Regions from separate parts of the Homo sapiens genome. Here region 1 is linked to region 2. Evidence: read pairs that join two places in POLR2A ChIA-PET (ENCODE). Cell type or tissue: CD4-positive, alpha-beta T cell. All regions are shown on one strand. Links, peaks and the distances in the headings refer to the core of each region. The heading gives the core; the rest is flanking DNA. Region 1 overlaps DOCK11 (dedicator of cytokinesis 11). Region 2 has its middle 21 kb from the start of DOCK11.

The links. ChIA-PET counts read pairs that join two places held together with the same protein. Peaks named below come from ENCODE experiments on the same cell type or tissue, not always from the same donor. Only the 100,000 strongest peaks of a DNase experiment are listed, where the experiment ranks them.
Region 1: POLR2A ChIA-PET joins it to region 2 with 7 read pairs; 4 of 35 experiments call an interaction of 5 or more read pairs at or near these places.

Annotation. Positions count from the first base shown.
Region 1 is chrX:118,529,194-118,531,693 of GRCh38, forward strand. The region is part of intron 1 of DOCK11 (dedicator of cytokinesis 11); the gene reads left to right. Among named protein-coding and RNA genes, the nearest start is that of DOCK11, 35 kb to the left of the region's middle. In CD4-positive, alpha-beta T cell, for the core only: no CTCF peak of the experiment used is centred there; a DNase peak (open chromatin) is centred at 1,508; H3K4me3 peaks cover 403 bases; H3K27ac peaks cover 1,924 bases.
Region 2 is chrX:118,469,814-118,479,197 of GRCh38, forward strand. No RefSeq gene overlaps it. Among named protein-coding and RNA genes, the nearest start is that of DOCK11, 21 kb to the right of the region's middle. In CD4-positive, alpha-beta T cell, for the core only: no CTCF peak of the experiment used is centred there; no DNase peak of the experiment used is centred there.

The DNA of each region.
Region 1 (2,500 bases), core at 1-2,500, 56 kb after region 2:
GGCAGGTCTCAAACTCCTGACCTTGTGATCCGCCTGCCTTGGCCTCCCAAAGTGCTGGGATTACAGGCGTGAGCCACCACGCCCGACCACCCATACTATTTTCTACCTCCCAGCATTTCTTCGTGGGGTGCCTTGTTCTATGAAAACTTCATATATGGCATTGTGAATTTACAAAAAGATAAATTAGTGAGTGATGATTCATACTATTAAAAGTGTTCAGTAGCAGAGCTCCTTTGGACAGCTACCCTAATGTTTGCCTTTCAGTGTTTTAGAGATTGTGGTCATCTAGGAAAGATTGTAAGAGGCAGAAAATCTTAATTCTGAAGGTTAGGAAAATATTGACCATGGATTTGTACTTTGCTCATTTGAAGAGCTAGGGACAGAGCAGTGAATAAGACAACGACACTACAATCACAGAACTTTCATTTAAGAGGGTAGAGAGACAGAAAAGGAAACATCAGGCACTGCACCTTGGCACCTCTGAAATGGGCTGGGATGGCGAAGGAAGCGTAGGAAATAGAATAGCTCTGGGTTTCAGAAGGTGCACTGAATAGGAAGAAGTGGTCACCTGTACTTGGGTAGATAAGGCAGCCTCTTGGGGTCTTGAGGTGGGGGGAGTAGACATAACCAGGCAGAGAGGTCAGGATCATCAAATATGAGATAACATGACCCATTAGGAGGTCTACCCACCCTGATTGGAGGACATGGGGCTGGAGGCTGAAGATGGAGACCAGATCACAAGGGATCTAATAAGCCTTGCTGAACAGTTTGAGCTTTATTCTACAGACTCTGGTGAGCCACTGAAGGGATTGAAACAAAGAAATACTGTGATCCAACATATTTCTCATCAAAAGTTGGACCATTTTGGATCAAATTAGCCATAGGAAAGGTGTTGGGAACAAATTAAGTACAGATTGGCAGCTGATCTTTTCCAAATGAAATATTCTGGTTAATCTCTGTCACACAAGGACAATGCAAACATTTTCTCTCTCTTAAAGAAAGGCTTTTCACATAAGCAGAGTCCTCACTTTATTTTCCTCAATAGTTTTGTATGCAACTCTAATGAGTAGTTTTCCATAATTCAGTGTATTACTCCTGGAAAACATAGACAATAGGACAAATTTTTAGCCTATGCTGTCATTTTATGGATTAATTTCCATTAACGTTGACCTTCTGGCTTTCAGTGGATAAATGTGAGTAAAACATCTGTTCATGTCATTCCCTTGCTTAAAAACCACTTCTGGCTCCCCATCACCTACACTAGGAAACAGTCTAAACTCATTGACTTGGCATATGTGGTCCTCCATAAACGTTCCTTCCCAGCTCATCTTGGCCATTCCTCCCTGTTCTGTACACCCCAGAATCAATGAACACATGGCTTTCTTCTTCTTTGCTAAGACTTATGCTCTCTTCCTTGCCTGCCATGGGGATTTTTATTTCATCCTTCGAGTCTCAGCTCAAAAGCTATTTCCTCTCTGAACTGCCTTCACCAGTGATATGAATCACTCCCTTCCCTGTGTCTGCATGGCACTCTCTGTATCCCCTACCCTAGCCCTTACTCCATTGCATCATAGCTCTTGATTTAGGGATCTCTCTCTCCCTCTAGCCCATGAGTTTGTTAAGGGCAGGGCCCACATCTTGCCTGCTTTTGCCTTCCCAGCTTTGTAGCTCCACTGCCTGACACATGGTTAATGCTCAGTGAATCTATAGAACTAAGTTCTATGTTTTCTATTTCTGTTTATAAGATTCCAGAAGAGCCCTCGGGGAATGACAGAGCAGCAAGCCTCACTTTTGTAGCAGGCTGGTCTGTGAAATATATGGCTATGGTGTAGGAACCTCAAGCATTGAAAACTAACCATTGGAATGAAGAGCAACATGATTTCTGTACTGAGAACTCATCTCTTACTAAATATTGGAGATTTTGTTGTTATTGTTGTTGTTGTTTTGTTTCGTTTTGTTTTTGGATGTATAAGGAAGTGAGGTTGGGTGCAGTGGCTCATGCTGGTAATCCCAGCACTTTGGGAGTCAGGCAGGAGGGTTGCTTGAGGCCAGGAGTTTGAGACCAGTCTGGGCAACATAGGGAGACTTCATCTCTACAAAAATAAAAAAGAAATAGCCAGGTATGGTGGTGGATGACTGTGGTCCCAGCTACTCAGGAGACTGAGGTGGGAGGATCCCTTAAGCCCAGGAGGTTCGGGGCTGCAGTGAGCCATATACTCAAAAAAAAAAAAAAAAAAAAAAAAAAAAAAAAAAAAAAACAGGAAGTGAAGCTGAGTAATTTTATGTTTTACTTTTCTTGACAGCCTTTGAGATATAATCCTCATTCTATACAGCTTAACCATTTGAAGTGTGTATATATATATATATATATATTGTTTTTTTGAAACAGAGTCTTGCTTTGTTGCCCAGGCTGGAGTGCAATGGTGCCATCTTGGCTCACTGCAACCTCCGCCTCCCAAGTTCAAGTGATTCTCCTGCCTCAGCCTCCCGAGTAGCTGGG
Region 2 (9,384 bases), core at 3,746-6,245:
TTTTTTGAGACGAAGTCTCACTCTGTTGCCCAAGCTGGAGTGCAGTGGAGTGATCTTGGCTCACTGCAACCTCCACCTACTGGGTTCAAGCAATTCTCCTGCCTCAGCCTCCCAAGTTGCTGGGATTACAGCCATGCGCCACCATGCTCGGCTAATTTTTTGTATTTTTAGTAGAGACGGGGTTTCATTATGTTTGCCAGGCTGGTCTTGAACTCCTGGCCTCATGATCCACCCACCTTGGCCTGCTAAAGTGCTGGGATTACAGGAAAGAGCCACCACGCCCAGCCTTTATTTTACTTTTTAATGTGCATGGAGGTTGGGTAATGATTAAATAGGCCTTATCCTAATAGTTAGCTAACAAATTATCCTAGTAGGGTTTGTTGAACAAACCAAGAGAGATCTTTTTCAAAACACTTGTCAACGTTGTAAGTTTCTCTCTTTCATTACCTAATAGCACTGAGCCCTTACAATTTAGCATATTCCTGTGACCCTACCAATAGTAACAGAAATTTCATTTGAACTCCATGCTATTTACTCACTTTATACATTTAGATTCATAAGCAAAGACATTCAGAAGCTCTCTCTTAGCCAGGCACAGTGGCACATGCCTGTATTCCCAGCTTCTTGAGAGGCTGAGGTGGGAGGGTAGCTTGATCCCAGGAGTTTGAGGCTGTAATAAGGTATGAGCTATTGAGAGGTGAAGCCAGCTGGACTTCCTAGGTCGAGTGGGGACTTGGAGAAATTTTGTCTAGTTAGAGGATTGTAAACACACCAATCAGCACTCTGTAAATACGCACCAATAAGTGCTCTGTGTCTAGCTAAAAGATTGTAAATGCACCAGTCAGCACCCTTTGAAAACACACCAATCAGCACTCTGTGTCTAGCTAGAGGATTGTAAATGCACCAGTCAGCACTCTGTAAAAACGCACCAATCAGCGCTCTGTGTCTAGCTAAAGGATTGTAAATGCACCAATCAGCACTCTGTAAAAATGCACCAATCAGCGCTCTGTGTCTACCTAGAGGACTGTAAATGCACCAATCAGCACTCTGTAAAAACACACCAATCAGCACTCTGTGTCTAGCTAAAGGATTGGAAGTGCACCAATCAGAACTCTGTGTCTAGCTAAAGGATTGTAAATGCACCAGTCAGCATTCTGTAAAAACGCACCAATCAGCACTCTGTGTATAGCTAAAGGATTGTAAGTGCACCAATCAGAACTCTGTGTCTAGCTAGAGGATTGTAAATGCACTAATCAGCACTCTGTAAAACACACCAATCAGCCCTCTGTGTCTAGCTAAAGGATTGTAAATGCACCAATCAGCATTATGTAAAAATGCATCAATCAGCACTCTGTAAAAACGCACCAATCAGCCCTCTGTGTCTAGCTAAAGGATTGTAAATGCACCAATCAGCACTCTGTGTCTAGCTAGAGGATTGTAAATGCACCAATCAGCACTCTGTAAAAATGCATCAATCAGCACTCTGTGTCTAGCTAGAGGATTGTAAATGCATCAATCAGCACTCTGTGTCTAGCTAAAGGATTGTAAATGCACCAATCAGCACTCTGTAAAAATGCACCAATCAGTGCTCTGTGTCTAGCTAAAGGATTGTAAATGCACCAATCAGCACTCTGTAAAAATGCACCAATCAGCACTCTGGATCTAGCTAAACGGTTGTAAACTCACCAATCAGCACTCTGTAAAATGGGCCAATCAGCGCTCTGTAAAATGGACCAATCAGCAGGATGTGAGTGGGGACAAACAAGGGAATAAAAGCTGGCCACCCGAGCCAGCAGAAACAACCCACTCAGGTCCACTTCCATGCTGTGGAAGCTTTGTTCTTTCACTCTAAATCTTGCTGCTGCTCACTCTTTGGGTCCATGTCACCTTTAAGAGCTGTAACACTCACCATGAAGGTCCGCAACTTCCTTCTTGAAGTCAGCAAGACCAAGAACCCACCAGAAGGAACCAACTCCAGACACACTATGATCCTGTCACTGCACTCCCACCTGGGAAACAGAGTGAGACCCCATCTCTTAAACACACACACACAGACACACAAATCTCTGTTTACTCCTGAGAACTATACCTAACATTCACGTGACTCAAATGATGATGGGGTTACATTTTTGGGAACAAGATGACCTACATCTACATAGATGTAGACAACTAGATCAAAAAATAAGAATAATTTCTCCCATAATTTTGATTTTCTCTAAACCCTTTATTATAATAAAATATTGTTGTTTTTGTTGATGATTCTTGTTTTTGAGACAGGGTCTCACTCTGCCACCCAGGCTGGAGTGCAGTGGCATGATCATAGCTCACAGCAGCCTTGAATTCCTGGGCTCAAGTGATCTTGCCACCTCAGCCTCCCAAGTAGCTGGGACTACAGGTGTACGCCACCATGCCTTGCTAATTTTTTAATGTTTTATAGAGATGGGGCCTCACCATGTTGCCTAGGCTGGTCTCAAACTCCTGAGCTCAAGTGAACCTCCCACCTTGGCCTCCCAAAGTGCTGGGATTACAGGCATAAGCCACTGTGCCTGGCCTATATATTATTTATGGATAAATGCATATGTAGGAAAAGTATACAACATTGCTTTTGGGGTACATAGACTTTAGGTAGTGATAACTTCTAAGGGAATAGAGGACAGGATTGAGGAAAGGTGCAGAGGGACTTCAAATGTATTATGTTTTATTTCTTGAAAAACTCTGAAGTCCATATGACAAAATACAAAGATTTGTCAAATCTAAGCAGTGATGAAATCGTTTATTCTCTGTAGTTTTCTGTGTTTTTGAAATATTTCAAAAGTTCAAAACATTAAAAAAAATCAACACAACTAGGTGATGGATAGAACGTGGGTGCGAAGTCAAGAAAGGAGTCAAAGATGACTCAGGTTTTATGTCTGGTGCTGACGTTAGTGACAGAAAAAGAGAAGCTACGGAAACTGGCTTTGTGGAAGAAGATGAGTTATATTTCAGACAAGTGAAGCTGAAGGAAACAGCAGAACATCCCTCTGGAAATGTACATGAGACTGCGTGAAGCTGGTGGTCGGGAGAGAAAACAGGCCTGCCGAGAGAGTGGCAAAGCAGGATATTAGCCCTCAGCCCCACCCTTTCACCTCTTCACAGGGGCCAGCCCCTTCAACATTAGAGTATTTCATTAAGAGATCCAAGAAGGGCTGGGCACAGTGGCTCATGCCTGTAATCCCAGCAATTTGGGGGGCTGAGGTGGGCAGATCACTTGAGGTCAGGAGTTCAAGACCAGCTTGGCCAACATGGTGAACCGCCATACAAAAAAAACAAATTAGCTGGGGATGATGGTGCGCACCTGTAATTGGAAGGCTGAGGCAGGAGAATCCCTTGAACCAGGGAGGCCAGGTGAGACTCCATCTCAAAAGAGATCCAAGAAGGAGGGGAGGAGGAACAATGAAGAAGTCAGGTAATGAGGACCAAGGAAAGGTTACTGAGTATGGTGATGACTTTCAGATGAGAAGATTTTTTGTTGTTGTTTAGAGACAGGGTCTCACTCTGTCACCGAGGCTGGAGTGCAGTGCCTCCATTATAGCTCACTGCAGCCTCAATGTCTTGGGCTCAAAGGATCCTTCCACCTCAGCCTCCTGAATGGCTGGGACTACAGGTGCACACTGCCACGCCCAGCTAATTTTTTTTCAATTTTTATAATTTTCTTAAAATTATGTTTTGTAGACACATGATCTTGCTATGTAGCCAGGGCTGGTCTGTAATTCCTGGGCTCAGGCAATCCTCCAACCTCAGCCTTCCAAAGTGCTAGGATTACAGGCATGACCCAACGCATCTGACTTCAGATGAGAAGATTTTTGTCAAGCAGTTATGAGAGGCCAAGTGGCAGGCAGCGAAGGATCAAGTGAGTAGCAAAAGGAGGGGAAGCAGTGGTAGAATATTCATTTTACAAGACAAACAATGAAAGGGAAGGGAGCTACTATACAGCATTTATGAATAAATATACAGATAGTAAGAGTGTAAAAACTAGCAATGGGAAGTACAGACACTGACTTCATATGTGAATGTACATGCATGTATGTGTATACACATACATGCACATTTGCACACATGCATGTATGTATGAAATGTATATTTAGGCTGAGTGCTGTGGCTCACACCTGTAATCCCAACACCTTAGGAGGTTGAGGCAGGCAGATCACTTCAGCCCAGAAGTTTGAGACCAACCTGCACAACATGTTGAAACCCCATCACTACAAAATTTAAAAAAAAAAATAGCTGGGCATGGTGGCATGCAGCTGTAGTCCCAGCTACTCAGGAGGCTATGGGAGGATGGCTTGAGCTTGGGAGGTTGAGGTTGCAGTGAGCTGAGATCACCCCACTGCGCTCCATCTTGGGCAACAAAGTGAGACCCTGTCTCAAAAAAAATGTATAATGGAACATATTTTATTCATTCACAAACACTAATTAATAAACTTCAAAATCTGTCACAGTGAGCAAATATATATATATATGCACAAATATGATGTATACTTAATGATAGATATGTATATTATGTCTGTGTACACTTTTACCTTGTGTGAAGAGGGTACCAGGAAAGAACTAAGCATTTAGGATGATCTCCACCTCAGAGTTTTTAAATGGACTTCCATTCATGAGTGCGGAAAATGAACATCTCAGAAAGCTTCTCGCCTGGAGTACTGTGAGGGGGAAAGAAGTCAAAAATATACCCACTCTGGAGACATTTTCAGCCATTTCAAGAGAAAGATGAAACCAAAGTCAATAGCTCTTAAGGATAAGATGCAAAAAAATAAATCCTTTAAGAGGGAAACATTAAAAATTGCTCCCTAACTACTAGCGTAAAAGCAATGCAATGGCAAACTCCTTGAGGTGGAGATCTTTTTTTTTGCATGCACAAGTCAGGGAAAGAGCAAACGATGACGTGAAGTCACTGAGCTGGAGGAAGTCCAGAAAATGAAGTAAAGAACTGAGAAGATGAAATAGTTTCCACAGAATAATACACTAAGGAGCATTTCCCACATGTATTTGACCAAGGAACACTCTTAAAATTATCGTATGTGACTGGAATTCCACCAGGAACTCAAGATATAATGCTCATTTGAATGAAAGTAGACAACCAGGGCTGGGCGCCGTGGCTCATGCCTGTATCCCCACCACTTTGGGAGGCCAAGGTGGGTGGATTGCTTGAGCCTAGGAGTTCAAGACCAGCCTGGGCAACATAGGGAGGCCCCCCTCCGACCACCACCATAGCTGGGCGTGGTGACTCATGCCTATAATCCCAGCACTTTGGGATGCTGAGGCGGGTGAATCACCTGAGGTCAGGAGTTCGAGACCAGCCTGGCCAACACGGTGAAACTACAAAATGGTGAAACTACTGAAAATACAAAATGTAGATGGGCGTGGTGGCAGGCATCTGTAGTCCCAGCTACTCGGGAGGCTGAGGCAGGAGAATCACTTGAACCCGGGAGGCGGATCTTTTTATGTTTTGTTATAAAATGTGGCATATATGAAGCAATGTTGAAAAATCATTTGTCTTTTCTTTACATACTTTCTTAATATTATGAACAATCGTCCTGAATGAAAATGTTATATAATGTAGCCATTCAACAAATATTTACTGAGTGCCTACTATATGCCAAACACTGTTCTAGGTGCTGTGGATATATAGTGATGAACAAAACACACAAAAAGCTTTGCTCATACAGAGCTTATAATTTATGGGGAGAGACAAATACTAAATATATATAGGTTGGCTGGGCGCAGTGGCTCACACCTGTAATCCCAGCAATTTGGGAGGCCGAGACGGGCGGATCACCTGAGGTCAGGAGTTCAAGACCAGCATGACCAACATGGAGAAACCCCGTCTCTACTAAAAATACAAAATTAGCGGGGCATGGTGGCACATGCCTATAATCCCAGCTACTCGGGAGGCTGAGGCAGGAGAATCGCTTGAACCTGGGAGGCAGAGTTTGCGGTGAGCTGAGACGACACCATTGCACTCCAGCCTGGGCAGCAAGAGAGGAACACCATCTCAAAAAAAAAAAAAAAAAAAGATGTGTGTGTAGTAAATGCTATGGAGAAAAAACAAAACAGGGAAGAGAAAAAAATAGGTAGTCTGGGGGGTGGGTTGCAATTTTAAATAAGGTGTAAAGGGAAGGCCTCACTGAGAAGGTGGCATTTGAGCAAAGGCTGGAAGGAGGGGAGAAAGAGAACCACTCTTCTGTCTGGGGTAACAGCATTCCAGACAGAGGGGACAGCAAGTGCAAATGCCTTGGGGCTGAAGCATGCCTGGCGTGTTTGAGAAAGAGCAAGGAAGCTGGTAAGCCTGATGTGAGTGAGCAAGGGGAGAATGGAGAGGAGAGTGGAGAGGTCACCGGAGGTGAGGGCGTGGAACCATTGTAAGGACTTCAGCTTTTGCGAAGTGAAATGATGAGCCAGAGGAAAGTTCAGAGCAGACTGCTGTGATCTGACTTCCATTTTAACAGGATCACTCTGGCTGCTGTGTTTTAAACACTGAATGGGCCAAGGCTGTAAGCAAGGAGACCATTTAGGAGGCTAGTACATTCTTAGAGACGATCCATCATCTTAGTAAGAGATGATAGTGCTTTGGACCAGGGTATTAATGGAAGTGGTGAGAAGTGGTCTTATATTTTGAAGGTAGGGACACCAGGATGTGCTGAAGGATTGGATGCAGGATGTGAGAGAAAGAGGAGTCTGGGATGGCTCCAAGGTTTTGGGCCTGAGCAACCTGAAAAATGGAGTTGTCATTAATTGAGATGTGTAAGCCTCTGAAAGGTTTCTTGGGGGAAGATGAGTAGCTGCGTTTGGGACATACTCTCTCTCTCTCTCTCTCTCTCTATATATATATATATATGTGTGTGTGTGTGTGTGTGTGTGTGTGTGTATAAAAATATATATTATATCACAAACACACATATATAATATATTATATTATAATTTTATATATAATTTTATATATAATATATATGTATTTGAGACAGTCTCACTTCGTCACCCAGGCTGGAGTGCAGTGGAGCGATCTCAGCTCACTGCAACCTCCACCTCCCCGGTTCAAGCTATTCTCGTGCCTCAGCCTCTGGAATAGCTGGGATTAGAAGCACGGGCCACCATGCCCGGCTAATTGTTTTTGTATTTTTAGTAGAGACGTGATTTTGCCATGTTGCCCAGGCTGTTCTCAAACTCCTGCCCTCAAGTGATCTGGCCACCTCAGCCTCCCGAAGTGCTGGGATTGCAGGCGTGAGCCACCACGCCTGGCCCTGGACATAAATTTTAGATGACTATAATAAATGCAGGTGGGGATGTTGAGTAGACAGTTGGATGAATGAGTCTGCAGTTCAGAGGAGAGATCTAGGTTGGAAAAGTAAATCTGGACCTTGTCAGCGTATAGATACCTACTATCTGATACAGTAGCCACCAGCCACATGTGACGATTGATCACCTGAAATGTGGCTAGTCCGAAATGAGATATGCTATGAGTGTAAAATACTCACTGGATGTCAAAGACAATACAGAAAAAAGAAAGTGAAATATTTTATTAATAATTTTTAAATATTGATCACATGTTGAAAAGATATTTTTGGCTATATTGGATTAAATAAAATACATTATTAAAATTGATTTCATGTGTTCCTTTTTACTTGTTGAACGTGGCTAGTAAAGTATTTAAAGTTATATATGTGGCTCACATTATATTTCCATTGGACCGTGCTGGTACAGATGTTATATAAAGCCATAAACACTGGATGAGATCATCAAGGGAGTGAGAAGAGTGGCTAGAGAAGAAGTCTGAAAATTGAGGCCTCATTGACAAGAAATATATTATATATATATAAATATATATACACACCACATACACATATATAAACACATATATACACACATACACATTCAACTTTATTGAGTTTTAATTGTAAAAAATAACGCGCCTTCATTTTATATATGTATATATGTGTGTATATATATTCACATGTATATATATGTATATATTCATGTTACCACCACCCCACCATATTTTGTTTTAGTTGCAGCTTAAAATGAATAAACCATTTTGAATAGATTCATTGGAGCAAAAAGAGGAACACAAATCCCCTGTTTTACAATATTTAGGCACTCTTTAATTCATCTGTTTCAGAAATCATTATTATTTCATTCTAGACACCTCACCTCCTGAGTTTTTAGAAATCAAAGGCTCTCATTGTTTACATTTTCTTTAAATTATTCTAACTCTGTCTTTGTTAGATTCAGACACAGTTTGAGCCCCATAATAGTGGTTTTTGTTTATAACTTTTCTTTAAAAATTTTTTTTGGCTGGGCGCGGTGGCTCACGCCTATAATCCCAGCATTTTGGGAGGCCGAGGCGGGTGGATCACGAGGTCAGGAGATCGAGACCATCATAGCTAACACGGTGAAACCCCGTCTCTTCTAAAAATACAAAAATTAGCCGGGCTTGGTGGCGGGCGCCTGTAGTCCCAGCTTCTCGGGAGGCTGAGGCAGGAGAATGGCGTGAACCCGGGAGGCGGAGCTTGCAGTGAGCCGAGATTGTGCCACTGCACTCCAGCCTGGGCGACAGAGCGAGACTCCATCTCAAAAAAAAAAAATTTATTTTTTTTTTGGAGATAGTGTCTCACTCTTTCGCCCAGGCTGGAGTGCAGTGGTGCGATCATAGCTCACTGCAGCCTCCAACTCCTGTGCTCAAGCGTTCCTCCCACCTCAGCCTCACAAGTAACTGGGGCTACAGGTGCACACCACCACACCTGACTTATAACTATTCTTTCAACCAGACATCTCTGGGGAATGAAAAGAATGAGTTTATATAGCACAGGGCCACTTGTATAGGGTTCAACAGACTGTCTCTACACAATTTTTTTTTTTTTGAGATAGAGTTTCGCTCTTGTTGCCCAGGCTGAAGTGCAATGGCATTATCTCGGCTCACCGCAACCTCCGCCTCCCGGGTTCAAGTGATTCTCCTGCCTCAGCCTCCGGAGTAGCTGGGATTACAGGTGCCCGCCACTACACCTGACTAATTTTTGGTATTTTTAATAGAGATGGGTTTTCACCATGTTGGCCAGGCTGGTCTCAAACTCCTGACCTCAGGTGATCCACCCACCTCGGCCTTTCAAAGCGCTGGGATTACAGGCATGAGCCACCGCTCCCGGCCTCTATACATCTTTATACATCTCCAGGGGAGTGCCATTCACATAGTCTATGATGTGATTGGCATCTCCAGAATTGTTCAATGTGGCAACACTTACCAACACAACATCATACTGAGATATATTGTCCTCCCCAGTGATAGCAGTTTCCGTGACATTATTCAGAATTACGTACTAAACACATGTACCACCAGGGCTGCATTGA